Linked DNA regions of Homo sapiens: region 1 is linked to region 2. A link is a contact called in ENCODE Hi-C or POLR2A ChIA-PET data. All regions are on one chromosome and are shown on one strand. Each heading gives the region's core, a stretch centred on a gene start or an enhancer-like site at or near the end of the contact. The rest is flanking DNA. Distances are from core to core; before and after follow the strand shown. Region 1 has its middle 35 kb from the start of LINC02202. Region 2 overlaps EBF1 (EBF transcription factor 1).

Evidence for each region. Hi-C counts contacts between places; a loop is a spot of excess contacts on that map. ChIA-PET counts read pairs that join two places held with the same protein, here RNA polymerase II (POLR2A). Pooled maps may share reads with other maps.
Region 1: a pooled map shows a loop between it and region 2 (2.2-fold over the local background). The contact joins two enhancer-like sites. A Hi-C loop is called at or near these places in 3 of 50 pooled maps. POLR2A ChIA-PET finds 5 or more read pairs at or near these places in 2 of 52 experiments (A673 and OCI-LY7).

The regions. Positions count from the first base shown.
Region 1 is chr5:159,131,304-159,138,992 of GRCh38, reverse strand. No RefSeq gene overlaps it. Among named protein-coding and RNA genes, the nearest start is that of LINC02202, 35 kb to the right of the region's middle. Within about 2 kb of position 5,857, at least 5 of the 41 ENCODE cell types and tissues checked have a DNase peak (open chromatin) inside an H3K27ac peak, as active enhancers do.
Region 2 is chr5:158,952,607-158,959,699 of GRCh38, reverse strand. All of the region lies in intron 6 of EBF1 (EBF transcription factor 1), which reads left to right. Among named protein-coding and RNA genes, the nearest start is that of EBF1, 140 kb to the left of the region's middle. RefSeq lists enhancers at 1,140-1,189, 1,220-1,289, 1,018-1,880, 5,344-5,473. Within about 2 kb of position 1,304, at least 5 of the 41 ENCODE cell types and tissues checked have a DNase peak (open chromatin) inside an H3K27ac peak, as active enhancers do.

The sequences.
Region 1 (7,689 bases), core at 4,608-7,107, 170 kb before region 2:
CCAACCTGGCCAACATGGTAAAAGCACATCTCTACTAAAAATACGAAATTAGCCGGGTGTGGTGGCGGATGCCTGTAATCCCAGCTACTCGGGAGGCTGAGGCAGGAGAATCACTTGAACCCAGGAGGCAGAGGTTGTAGTGAGCCGAGATCATGGATCATGCCACTGTACTCCAGCCTGGGCAACAGAGTGAAACTCCATCTCAAAAAAAAAAAAAAAAAGAAAAGAAAAGAAAATGTTTTGCATCTATCCTGTCCAATACATTAGCCATTAGCCACATGTGACTATCAAGCAGTTGAGTGTGGCTAGTGAGACTGAAGAATTTTACATTTTAGTTCATTTTTATTAACTTATATTTAAGTAGCTATATGTGCCTAGTGGCTACCATATTGGAATGAGTCAGCTGCTTATCACTGAACAGAAACGGATATGGGTCCAGTGTGGTTAGATGTACTGATTTTTTTTTTCCAGATCATCCAGGAACCCAATCCATATGTTTAGTGAAGTCTTTTCCATTTAAAATGTTGGCTCCATTTAAAAAAATGTTACGAAAGCCAGCCAGGCACGTTGGCTCACCCCTGTAATCCCATCACTTTGGGAGGCTGAGGCAGGTGGATCACTTGAGATCAGGAGTTTGAGACCAGCCTGGCCAACATGGTGAAACCCCATCTCTACTAAAAATACAAAAATTGGCTGGGTGTGGTGGTGGGCACCTGTAATCCCTGCTACTCAGGAGACTAAGGCAGGAGAATCACTTAAACCCAGGAGGTGGAGGTGGCAGTGAGCTGAGATCACGCCACTGTACTCCAGCCTGGGTGACAGAATGAGACTCTGTCTCCAAAAATAAATAATTAAAAATGCTATGAAAACCAAGCAAAACACATTGATGGGAGGAATCATAACTGTGACCATCCATTGGTGTCCCCTACCATGGATTAATGAACAAACAAGGGCAGAGGGAAAAATACCCTGCACATCTGTTGGTAGAAAGCAAAAGGTACAATTAATGGGTTATTTCCCTGAGGCACAGCCTTACTTGCACCAATGAATGTTTACTGGTTGAAAATTTGTCAGTGGCAGAGCTTATATACATCTCATCCTATCATATGAACGCATATAGCATGTGACATGTAGGCTGAGACATAAAGGATGAAGAAGTATTTACATGAGTGAGAACAGTGACGCAAGGACCCAGAGGCAAGAGAGAACATAGCTGGTTGGAGACTTGAAGAAGTTTTACGTGTTTGCTCTGTCCGCTATGGCAGCCACTCCTCATATGGCTTTTTACATTTGAATTAAAAATGTTTCAAAAATTAAAAATTCAGTCCTTCAGTCCCATTAGCCACATTTCACATGCCCAATGGGCACATGTGATCAGTGATGACTTTGGACTTTACAGATACAGAATATGTCCATTATTGCAGAAAAGTCTATTGGACAGCACTAGAGCTTAGAGGCTGGAGGAGGCTAAGGAAAGAGGGCAGAGAGGGGGCATCATGAGAGAGGAGGCTAGACACATACTCACAACCATGAGGTCATGGGTGGGTTGGTACACCACCTTAAGAAGTTTGGACTTGGTGCTGAAGATTTGCCTTTCAGTAAACTCACACTGCTATTGGGTGGACAATGGACAGGAAGGAGGACGCGAGTGGATGCCAGAGATCAGTCAAGAGACTGTGGCAGTCAAGGTAAGAGAGGAGGATGCTCAGGGACCAGACATCCTCCATGATCCACAATGCTTTGCCCAGGACCTATTGTACAGTCATCCCTTATAAGTGCCAGGTCTAGAATATATACTCAAAATAGCCCTCATCCTACAGGCGAGGAAATTGAAGTTTGCATGGTTAAATACATTAACCCCACAGACCACACAACTAGTAAGTTCCAGAACTGTGATTCTAACACACAGCTATGTAACTCCAAAGTCTATATATATATATATATACACACACACACACACATATATATACACATATATATATACACACATATATATACATATATACACATATATATACACATATATACACATATATATACACACACACACATATATATAAAATTTTATTTTATTTTATTTTTTTGAGATGGAGTTTTACTCTGTCGCCCTGGCTGGAGTGCAGTGGTGTGATCTCAGCCCACTGCAACCTCCGCCTCATGGGTTCAGGCAATTCTCCTGCCTCAGCCTCCCAAGTAGCTGGGATTACAGGCACACACCACCACACCCGCTAATTTTTGTACTTTTTAGTAGAGACGGGGTTTCACCATGTTGGCCAGGCTGGTCTCCAACTCCTGACCTCAAATGATCCACCCGCCTCGGCCTCCCAAAGTGCTGGATTACAGGCATGAGCCACTGCGCCCAGCCCAGATATTTTTTATTGTTGCTTTTCTTCTCTATACAATGTTTGCTTCCTAGAAGAGACAGCAAGGAACACAGAGACAGAGGAGCAGGAGCTCTAGGCCTGGCAGAGTGAAGTGGAACTGGGCAGGGCAGCTCCCGGAGGGCAGGAAAGAGTCTCTGCATCACAATCATGTGATCTAAGGAAAACTAACCCCACACCACCCTAAATGTCATGTCTGGGAGGGTGCTGTGTCGCTCAGTTCACACCTGGTACCAAGTTCTGTTCAATTTCCTTTATTTTCAAGGCGTATGTAGCAGTGTGCCTATTAATACATACAGCAGGCTTATTATGAAGGAGAACAACCTAAGGATATGCAATACACATTACCTGTCAATTGACGTTTTGCTGGTGACCAATTCATTCCCTTTTGCATCAAATTCCCCCCCCCCCCAGATCCAGTGACTCACTCTCTCAACTGCATCCTGGCCAGCACTCCAGTTTCCTTAGCGGGTGGAAGAGGCTAAGGAAAGAGGGCAGAGAGGGGGAATCATGAGAGAGGAGGCTAGACACATACTCACAACCATGAGGTCGTGGGTAGGGCTGGTGCACCACCTTAAGAAGCGACTCCAGATCCAGTGACTCACTCTCACCACTGCATCCTCGCCAGCACTCCAGTTTCTTTTCCTTTTAAGATGAGGATAATTATATTTCAGAGGAGCTTTTGTTTATTTGTTCATCGCCAGCTTCCTCTAGTCCAAACATAGATGGTTGGTTGGTTGGGTTCAATGCCAGGACCCAACCTGGATAGCCAGTTTTCTGTATGTGATGACATTAAATGTGTGAATTTTTATAAAATTGTGTGTACCTTTGAGGAATTTTTCAGGCATCTAGGGAATTTGAACTAGTAATTTATAATAGATTTCCTTGACTAGCAAGGTAATTCCCTAATGAAAAGAGCGGCACTTTATCTCAAACTGTATGCAGCAGTGGAAAGAAACTTAACAGGACTTTGACATTCTCAAGCTTCTAGGTGCAAGTTTACTTGTTTATTTTGCTCTTTTTTTTTTTTTTTTTAAAAAAAAAGACAATTTAAAATTCTTTAAAATCTTATTTTACCTTTTTTTGTAACTTTTATTTTGATTTAATTTCAAATTTACAGAAGTTGCTAGAACTTTTATGTACCCTTCACCCAGATTCACCAGTTGTTAACATTTTGCAACATTTGATTATCCTATTACAATAGGATGTATTTGATTGTATTTCTTCACAATACACACACACACTCTCACACTATTATTTTTGAACCACTTGAGCATAAGCCGCAGATGTAATGCCCTTTTAACCCTAAATATTTCAGTGTGTATTTCCTAAGGCAAGACATTTTCTTACATAACTACAGTAAAATGATCAAAACCAAACAATGTAACACAGGTACAGTATTATTATTTAATCTGCAGTATCTACTTCACAGAATTATTTAGCTTTCACCCATCATCGCAATAATGTCCTTCAGTTTGCAGCGCCTCCCCTGAGGTCCCTTGCAGAATTGACCCCGGGATTATGCATTGTTTTCAGTTGTCATGTCTCTTTGGTCTCCTTAATCCGAAACAATTCTTCACGCCATTTTGACTTTCAAAACGTTTATATTTTTATTTATTTATTTTATTATACTTTAAGTTCTGGGATACATATGCAGAACGTGCAGATTTGTTACATAGGTATACATGTGCCATGGTGGTTTGCTGCACCCATCAACCCATCATCTACATTAGGTATTTCTCCTAATGTTTTCCCTCCCCTAGCCCCCAACCCCCAACAGGCCCCAGTGTGTGATGTTCTACATTTATATTTTTAAAAAGAAATACATAACAATACCAATAGATTATAGATTTAGACATAATCTATACATGCATATGTACTCTATAATATATCTAAAGATATATAATATCTACTATATAACCTATTCATGATAGACTCATGAATTCTAGATCCATAGATTGTAGATTGTGTAAGCATTCATGAGTTTATTCTAATAAATAAATGCAAACATGCATAAGCGAATCGGGAAAGCCCCTCTTTGAGTAAAATGTTAACTAATAAAATGGAGAAAGGAATGACAGAATTAGAAAATTATCATTTTGCAACTATTATAATAATAATTGATTTAGGCAAGAATTATCCATGGATACTAAAACTAGTGGATGAAAGTTTGAAAAGGAAAATGATGCTTATATAGCCTCAAAATATTGTCCCTCAAATCATTAAGAAAGGAAGAACAGTAACTCTACAGGAGATAAACCTGGGAGATAACACGGTAACCAAGTGACTGAAGTTAGCATCGCCAATGATAGAACAAGCCTTCATCATGTACCTCTTGACATAATGCACTAAGGAAGATACTCCTTCACCTCTGAGATATTCTTGTTAAGAATAATCTAATCATGAGGAAATAGACAAACCCACACTACGAGATATTCTACAAAACAATGTTTCCTTTTTAATGACAAGCCTGCTTAAGTCAAGGGTTGCATCAAGAGTTGCATTTTCACAAAGTAAACCATGAGATATTATCTTACAACAGTCAGACAGAATAGCAATTATTAAAAAGTCTAAAAACAATAGATGTTGGCAAGGATGTGAAGTAAAGAGAATGCTTATACACTGTTGGTGGGAATGCATATTAATACAACCTTTATGGAAAACAGTATGATTTCTCAAAGAACTAAAAATAGGACTACCATTTGATCCAGCAATCCTGCTACTGGGTATAAACCCAAAGGGAAAGAAACAATTATATAAAAAAAGATATTTGCACTAATATGCTTATCAGAGCACTATGCACAATAGCAAAGACATGGAGTTAACCTGACTGTCTCCATCAATGGAGGATTGGATAAAGGAAATGAAGTAAAGATATACCACGGAATACTACTTAGCCATAAAAAAGAATAAAATCATGTCTTTTGCAGCAACATGGATGAAACTGGAGGCCATTATCCTCAGTGAAATAATTCAGAAACAGAAAGTCAAATACCCCATGTTCTCCCTTATAATTGGGAACTGATCAATGGATACACAGGAACATACAGAGTGGAATAGACATTGGACACTACAAAAGGTGAAAGGGTGGGAGGGTCGTGAGGGTTGAAGAACTACCTGTTGTGTACAATGTTCGCTATCTGGGTGATGGGCACCCAGTAGTGAAGCCTAGACTTCACTACTAAGCATGTAAGAAACCTGCGCTTGTACCCTCTAAATATGTAAAAATATTTTTAAAGTTGCATTTTCAAGGAATACCACTAGATGTCACTGTGGTTTTGCAGGTTGCACAAATTTTATCAGTAAAGACATAAATTCCTTGGTGGCCTGCCTCTTGACTTTGACTCATTTCTAGACTGGGCACATTTAGCCAATTTCAACACATATAGCCTTTGTGAAGCCTACAAATTAAATAATGGTAAAAGCAACGAGGAAGGAGGCAGCCGGCTTAAAGCTTGTTTCTGCGATTACAAGCCGTGGGAGCCGGGCAGTTACTGCTCCGTCTCTGGACTTGGTTTCCACATGTGGAGGAGACTTGGATTGCCTGCTCTTAGTCTCTTCAAGCTCTCGTAGTCTATGACTTTAAACTGATGTTTTTTCAACTAAAATTATTTCAGTGCCCCTTACAAGATTTTTGTCCAACGACATTGAACCCACTACTGATTTTTCTGTTTTGTTTTGTTTTTAAACTCAGAGCTTTTATTTATATAGTACTTGTTTTTAAGTTGACTCAGCTTTTTAAAATGTAAATAAAGAAAAAAATGTCATAGGCCCATCACAAGTGGAAACCAGTTCACTTGCCATAAATAAAGGTAACCACAAAAATAAATGTAATAAAAACAACGTAATATAATTAAATTCAAGCGATTGTTTGCCAAAGGCTCAGAGCATGAGTCTACTCTTTTTTCCTCCTTTTTTTAAAAGGGAGATTTGGCAGTGTTGAAGAGGAGTTGAAGACAGACCAGCCCCGAGACTTTCCTTTCAATGTCAGCAGAAGAATTGAGACTGAGAAGACCTTTCTCTCTGTGCAGTTTACAAAACCAACCACAATACTTCATGTACCGTCCAAAACCAGTCTCATGCTTTTATAAGCTGTTCTAAGCTATAAGATTCTTTTTTTTTTCTTATTCTTGATTCTTCAATATTTCTAAAGGGCATGATTAGAAATCATACATTATTAAATGTTTTCTTCAACATATATTTAAGCTTTCATTTTATTTTGGTATCCATTTCAGTTTTGTATTGGTTTAACTTCCCTTTAATGTTTATTTAAATTTGCCTTTACATTCAGTCTTCTTCCACTTAAAACACTCACTCTCTTTTTAACAGAGGAGGTGATATATACCCCTCTGCTGTCAATGTCGAAGCAATTACGTGCCACCAAATGGCTTGTGATGTGCCATCTCCTCCTGATAAAGGCTCATGATAGATAGGATGTGGCAGAGGTCAGGAATTCTGCTGAGTACAACCTGAGGGTATCCTTCAAATTGCTTGAGCTTTCTCCAAATCCCCTAGGACACAATCAGAAAACGAGTCCCCTTTAATTTTGGTGCAGAGCTTTTTTCTTCCTTCTTCACAGAGATTCAGAGTGAAGATGCGTTAGGCTGAGCCATCTAATTGCATTCTTTACTCCCTAACATTAGTTTAGCCCTTTCCTGCTTTGTATCATCTATTATAATTACTAATTTGCTGGCCACAATTAGCATAGGGGGTTTTATAGAAGCAGAAACAATTTCTTAGCTGCCCAATGTTACTAAATAATTTAAAAAGGGGAAGACAACGAATTTCCATCAAATGTGCTTTGTTTTCTTAATGCATGTGTTGCCATTAAGGAAAACCATTATAAGGTAAAGAAATCAGGAAATTCATAAAGATCAATACACCAATTATTTCCTGCATTATAAAAGTTACCTCTTCATAATTTTCTTTTCCTGGTGAGGTAGATTTAATTTGCTATTAGAAACTCAAAAGCTGAGAGGTCAGTTTCACTGTTCAAAACAGACTGCTCTTTGTCTAGCAGGAAACAATGTTTTCCCAAAAAAAAGTCCAGAGAGATCACATCCCCCAAAAAAATCATCATTGAAAAGGTTGATTATGAATCAATAGAAACTTTTTTTTCTATAACAAATTATGTTGAACTATACTGTACCCCCCAGGCCCCACCCCCAAATCAGAGTAAGAATCTCTTGGGGGTTTTTTGTTTGTTTTTTGTTAGTTTTCATCACTGTAACTATGCTGAAATTCAAAGCAGGGTGGGCAGATATTACACAACTTCATGAAATATACTAAATATACCAGTGGAAATCAA
Region 2 (7,093 bases), core at 55-2,554:
CTTTCTATCTTGAAAGTATATATATATATACATACATATATATTCTTTTGTCTTAAAAGTCTTCCTATTTTGAAAGAATTATATATTATTTATGTCTTTAAAATTCTTGAACAGGCCTGGTGGCTCAGGCCGGTAATCCCAGCACTTTGGGAGGCCGAGGCAGACAGATTGCCTGAGGTCAGGAGATTCAGACAAGCTTGGTCAACATGGTGAAACCCCATCTCTACTAAAAATACAAAAATCTTCCAGGTGTGGTGGCACACTCCTGTAATCCCAGCTACTCAGGAGGCTGAGGCAGAAGAATCTCTTGAACGCTGGAGACAGAGGTTGCAGTGAGCTGAGATCAAGCCACTGCACTCCAACTAGGGTGACAGAGTAAGACTCCGTCTCAAAAAAAAAAAAAAAATTCTTAAGTAGAGCTAGAGTTTTTCTTTATATTTTTGTTTTAGTTTATTTCGATTTGTTTTATGTTTGGCATCTTTTTTTGGTGTTAGGAATAGTATATTTTCTAAAATATGGGCAAATGGTTATTACAATTATTTATTCCTCAGATATGTTAATGGTTCAGGGGTTCTTTAAGAAAGTTATTTTCCAAGCTTTGGAAAATGCAAATTCACTGAAGTCCTTTAAATAATCCCTCCTCTCACTAGAATTTTGAATTACCTTGATATGATGCACAAAAATTCTGGTCACTTACATTGTTTAAGTAGCCAGTTCAAGATGACTTGGGGACAACTTGAGTAATGTGCGAATCGTGTGGGCAATCACATATTCCTGATATCCAAAATACCAGCCTTTTCATTTTCTTTTTCTGAATGTTTCTGCTTGAAATTACCCATGGTTTAAAATATGCACGGCACATGGCATTGAACGTGGGAAGTGTTGTTAAGTTTTGAATGGGATGGTTAGAAAACGGCGTTTCTGGTTGTGTAAGAGTCTCTCATCTGGATCTGAAGCCTCTTCCGGGGAATTCCAGGCCTTCTCCCCTCTATGTCATAAAAATGACTGGGTGACTTCGCAAAGCAATAATACCAGTGGGATGTGTATATTAACCTGTCTGTGGGGGGAAAATGCTGAGAGCAACAGGCCTATAATTTAGGTAATAGCGATAGCCTATGAAAAACATGCTGCTTTTGCCTTGATGCTAATCAGGAAACCATCAGACAGTCTTCCCTGACTGAGTAAGGGCAGGGCGGGAAGGAAGTCAGCTGTCATCATGTTTTTGAAGAAGAAAAAAATGAGAGGTGAACTGAACTCTGTGATCGGAACCTCACTCTAAGGCCGCTTCCTGAATTTAAAGGTGTGGTACTCCAATCAGCACCGCAAATTGGAGGCATCTGATTTGCATGGATTAACAGGAGTGGGTCACAACCTTCTGACAGGTCAATGGCACCACTGGGGATTTGAAGAAAACTTTGATTCTCCCTCTTTTCCCCCTCTGCCATGAAGCAATCATGCTGTTCTATTGTAAAAGAGGATCCCTTACTTATAAAGCCAAGCTTGTCATTTAAATTCACTCAAGTTAGGACACCACCGAGCTCTGTCAGATGTCAGTCTCAATTCAGCAGGAGAATGTTTTTCAACAGCTTTCTAACCTCTTTGCCGGGAAACACAGAGGCTTGGATCAAGGGGGAGGGGCAGCTGACTGGGCTTGAAGGATTTTTACAGAGGCAAGATTGGAATTTTTCATTTCAGGCAGGTTTTCTTTTTCTTTACGTTTTCTTATTATTATTTTTTCCTTTTTCCCTCTAAGCCTCGTGTAAAAGATATTCCCACAAAAAGAGAGTGAAAAAAAGTCAGATTGGTTGTAAGGACCACTTCAGTTGAGGGTCTCCTTGAAGGTATTTAAACCTGGGAGTGATGTTGGCATCTTTTCTGCATTAGGGGTATTGGCTGTTTGCCAATCATTTCCCTTGAAAAATATCATGCGGCCATAAAGGAACTATGAAATGTTTGGCAGAGGAAGCGTCCATGGCAGAATAGGGACAAAGGGAAATGGAGATTTTCTGATTCAGCCTCTGGTGCCAGACCCAAATAAAAAGAAGAGGCACATGCCATGGAACTATGGCTTACCTGAAACACCCTGGGTCAAGGAGCTTTGAAATGGTAGTGGCAGAGTTGGGACCATTTTTTTCTTGAACCTTGATTAACCAAGTGCTCTGGAGATAAAATGTTCAGAGAGTTCTAATATACTCACTTGCTACGTATTGTTTTCTACATTTAGCTACAACTGTTGATTCAGCATCTCCTATAGGCCAGATATTATGCCAGACCTAATTTGCAACAAAACAGATTTGGTTCCTGCCCTCTTGGGACTTCCTGCTTAGACCTGCCTCATCAATTTTCATTTCTTATGTGACTTAATCTTTGTCATTTAAATTCCAGTATTTTCTTGCATCCATGACAGTGCTTACCATTGTATTAATAATACCTTACAGAAAAGTCTGGTAAATATCTATAATTTTATTGGCTGTTCAAGTAATGTTTAAATTTATGAAGCCTCAGTTTTCTCATCTGTAAAATGGGGATAATAATGTCTATCTCACAGGGCGCTTGTGAAGAGTGAATGGTATAATGTATAGAAAGCACTCAGCAGAGAGCTTGGCACAGAGTTCTTAGTAATTGGGAGCTGCTAGCATTTTTCATTAGAAGTGTGGCTCACGCCTGTAATCCCAGCACTTTGGGAGGCCTAGACAGGTGGATCACAGGGTCAGGAGATCGAGACCATCTTGGCTAACACGGTGAAACCCGGTCTCTACTAAAAATACAAAAAATTAGCTGGGCGTGGTGGCAGGCGCCTGTAGTCCCAGCTACTCCGGAGGCTGAGGCAGGAGAATGGTGTGAACCCGGGAGGTGGAGTTTGCAGTGAGCCCAGATCGCGCCACTGCACTCCAGCCTGGGCGACAGAGCGAGACTCCATCTCAAAAAAAAAAAAAAAAAAAAAAGAAGTGTTGGTGGCAGAGGTAGTGGGAGTGGTAGTACATGCTTAACATCTAGAACCTTCTCTTCTGGTTAATTCCATTGGAACCTTTCTATAATATTTTCAATATTTTCAACTTCTTTTTTCTTTTAGTAAGTATGTCTTTCTCAAAGAATTAATTGTTTGGATGGTTGAAGATAACTTGGAAGACCTTAAGGTCGTGATTTCATGATTTGAAACAAATTGTCAAGAGCTATTTTAGAAGGAATATCTGAAAGTGTGCGTGCGTGTGTGTGTGTGCGTGTGTGTGTGTGTGTCTATGTGTGCGTGCATTCTAAGGTACATCCTGCAATTAAGCTTCCAGTTAAAAGTCCAGTTTTGAAAACCCTCTTGAACTTCTTTTTGAGTTCTCTTTCTTTTAATGGTTACAAATGTCCTTTCAGGGAAAGTTACTCTCAGCTCTCATTCTCCTCCTGGTGAAAAACATTCAGAGACCATTAGGCTGCATCTCAGTGAAAGGAAACTGCAGCATAGAACTTGATCTGAAAAGCCTGTGACACACCGTGTCGCTCCAAAGTAGAAGCCTCCTTGGTACTACAAGACTGTGGACTGGAGTGTGTTGCTGGAGTTTGACATGGGTTCAAATCTTGCCTTTGCCATTTATTAGCTTTGTGACCTTGGGCAAATTTCTAAATCTGAAAGACACACACACACACACACACACACACACACACACACACACACACACACATTTATATTTATTTAATTAATGCAGTATCTGGCATATTCAAGCAGGAGCTTGTAACAAATAAGTAACAACTGTAAGAAATAAGTATTTGTTGCATAAACAAAGCAATGGCCTGCAGGTACTCCTCCTTTGGTAAGCCATTGCTAAGCAACTCTTTGCTACTCTTCCTTTCAGCTGCTGGCTGAACCTGCAGCATCTTCTTGTGACTCCCCTCAATGGTAGCACACTTCTACTCTTTGAGGGTTGATCTGAGTTTCGGAAACAGCCAGCAGTAATTTGATAACGAGGCTGGTGTAAAACATCAGTCGATTAAAGATCATTTTAGATCAGAAATGATGCGTCCCTGTAAGGGAACTACTATATTGAGATGAACTCAAAACATTCTGCCTGGATTTCCAAGAAGAGCTGCAAATGCTCTCAAGCAGTCTTCCAAAGTGACAATTAAGAATGGGATGGAATTCATTTTGATGTCCAGCTCTGGTCTAAAAGTCAGTCACATTCCAGGTCTCACTCTGGCCCCTGTGCTCTGGAAAGAGAGGAGCAGTGAGATATGGCCATTGTTGATATGAAAAGCAGAAGGTGGAGGTCCCAGGCTGCTGAGTTAGCCCTCAGTTTGAATCCTGCGTCTGCTGTTTTTTAGCTCTAAGTCCTGAGGCCTCTAATATACATCTACTCTGCAATTACTTCTCTCTCTCTCTCTTTTTTTTTTAGATGGAGTTTCGCTCTTGTTGCCCATTCTGGAGTGCAGTGGTGCAATCTCGGCTCACTACAACCCCTGCCTCCCGGATTCAAGCGATTCTCTTGCCTCAGACTCCCAAGTAGCTGGGATTACAGGTGCCCGCCACCACTCCCGGCTGATTTTTGTATTTTTAGTAGAGATGGGGTTTCACCATGTTGGCCAGGCTGGTCTTGAACTCCTGACCTCGTGATCCGCCCTCCTCGGCCTCCCAAAGTGCTGGGATTACAGGCGTGAGCCACTGCGCCCGGCCCAATTACTTCTCTGTAATTTTTTTCCCCTGAGGATTGGTGGGGAAAAAAAATGCTTGGCACATAACACTCCATGTTAAGTTTCAGGATTATTTCTTCTTTTTACATTATTTTAGTTTTTTGTTCATATGTACTCAGGGCTCACACTTTGCTTGGCTCCGTAAGTCCTAGAGAAAAATGGTATGAGAAATGAATTCACATGAAGCATTAGTGCCTTAGTCTCTTACTGTTTTTACCTTTCCCGTGAATATTTGTGCTTACAAAATGGTGTCCAGAAAGGCAGTGCCTCAGCGAGATAAATATGTTTCTAATCTTAGCATCTTGGGCAGAGTGAGGCTGGCATCTGAGGTCAGGGAGGCCACAGGGCCACGCTACTGACCGCATTGGTAACAGACTCCATTAGGTTGACAGAAAGGTTAAGGTTCCTGGAATCTGTCTCTAAATTCTCCGTACCCCCTCATTAGGTTAGAAGCCAATGCCAATACAAGTAACCAATACCAAACCCTCTCTTGCTTACAGAGGCATTATTAAGTTGGGGGCACCCTAAGAACAATTCATTGCAAATAATTGTTGGCACATTTATTCTCATGGCACAACTTTCAAAAGCAAATTAATTATAAACTGGTTGCAATTTAATTCAGTTTGTCTGGATTATGTGTTTGCAAGGCCTAGAGTACATTTGGCACCGTTGCTGGCACATTTGGATTTTAATGTCTTTGACAAGCCACAGCTTCCTTGGCCTGGGTAAACGGCCTACTGCCATACTGTCATTTAACTAGATTGCGTCAGAGTGACTCTTTAGCTTCGCGGTGGGTCTTCAGTTTACAACCTCCACGCCACCCCATCAGCCGCACGGGCATAGATCTCAACATGTATCAGGAAACTGGAAGAAAGCTGTGAACAGAATACTCTGAGAAAATGATGGTTAATCGTGTAGAAAAGTTTAACTATTTGCATCAGCACAATATTACACAGGCACATACGACTTTCAGTTCCCTAAACCTGAGAAAAGGTTTAACAACATTGTGTGAAATCTGACATCTTGCTATTCATATAAATGTGAAAGGCAGATTGGGAAAAATACAGTAAAATCCCCGCTTTTGTGCAGAGAATGGTGCATATTTTTCCCCTAATTATGGAAGGTAGCCTTTTATTTCTTCTGAATTCATTCATTTCTGAGCCTGTGTTTTCAGCTTGCTTATGAAACTCAATTATAAAACCAGGGTTAAAAATTAAGTCAAGTCACAGGCTATACTCCTCTTTGATTCTGGGGCTCCTGAGAACTTCCAGCCCTCTGCCACTGGCTTGAAAAATCTCTACCCTTACAAATCTCTCAAGCTTTCATGCACCTCTCCTACACAGCAGATTAATTAAGGAAAAAGATGGAAAACTCCTGGCACCATTTTATCTTTCCAAACTGTGATTTGCCTCTTCCCCCTAAATCTTCCCTTCCCTCTCTTCTGCTCCTTTCTCAAAAAGAAAGTGTATGATTGTCAACTTTCTGAGTTCAAGACAGTGGAGGATTAAACTGGCCTTACTGAGATTTGAACTTGTGACTCAAGTCATTGGATTTTGTGAAAGAGGCCCAAACTCTCCGGACTGGACAGGTTACAGCTCCGGTTTCTGTCCCTCTGCTGCCTTTTCCTGGGTAGCATGATGATCTCTGGCATTTATCTATCTATGAGGCTTGCAAAATCGCGGCCTGTCATAATGGTAAATAAAATGTGTTAAAGTTAATATGAAGAAGAAAGGAGCAATTACAACTGCTTAAAACAGTCTTCAAATATACTTAAGCAGAGGTTTGCCACGTAAACACACAATTAAAGCAGGAATTTGTGATGGATGCAAGGGTTTGACGGTCCCAGACATACTGTTTACTGGTGTAGTTAGCAGATGGATAAGTCAACTGATCCCAGATGTGCAGCTTATAAATATAAACTCATGTCTTACTAGTGATGTATGTCTGCAAGTAGCAACAAATTACTTTCTATTTAACTCTTGACTGTTTACTAGGGGGAGCTTTGTAATGCTCACTTGCTTAAAAAAAAAAAAGGATTTTTAAACAAGTTTCCTCTTTTAAAAGTGGTAACCAAATATCTAAAAAAAAGGTACTTTGGTGCAGAAGTTGTTTTAAAGGACAGGTTTAAATAGGCTTACTTTTTTCTTTTAAGTTCAGATACCTAAGCCTTATGTCCCTAGCCGCAGTTTTCAGATATTTGCAGCTAATTAATTCTTAGGAAATCTAATCTGAATTGAATTAATTTTCCCTTTTAGGGCACACGAAGCAACTTTTAGGTAAGAAAAAAAATGAAAACAGCTTTTGTTGCACATAATTCTTGCAACTAATGAAAAGTAATATTGCTGTTCCCTTCAAATAATGCAATAACAAAACACCAAATGAGAGCATTGCATTGTATTGTTATATTTGCTGTTTAAAT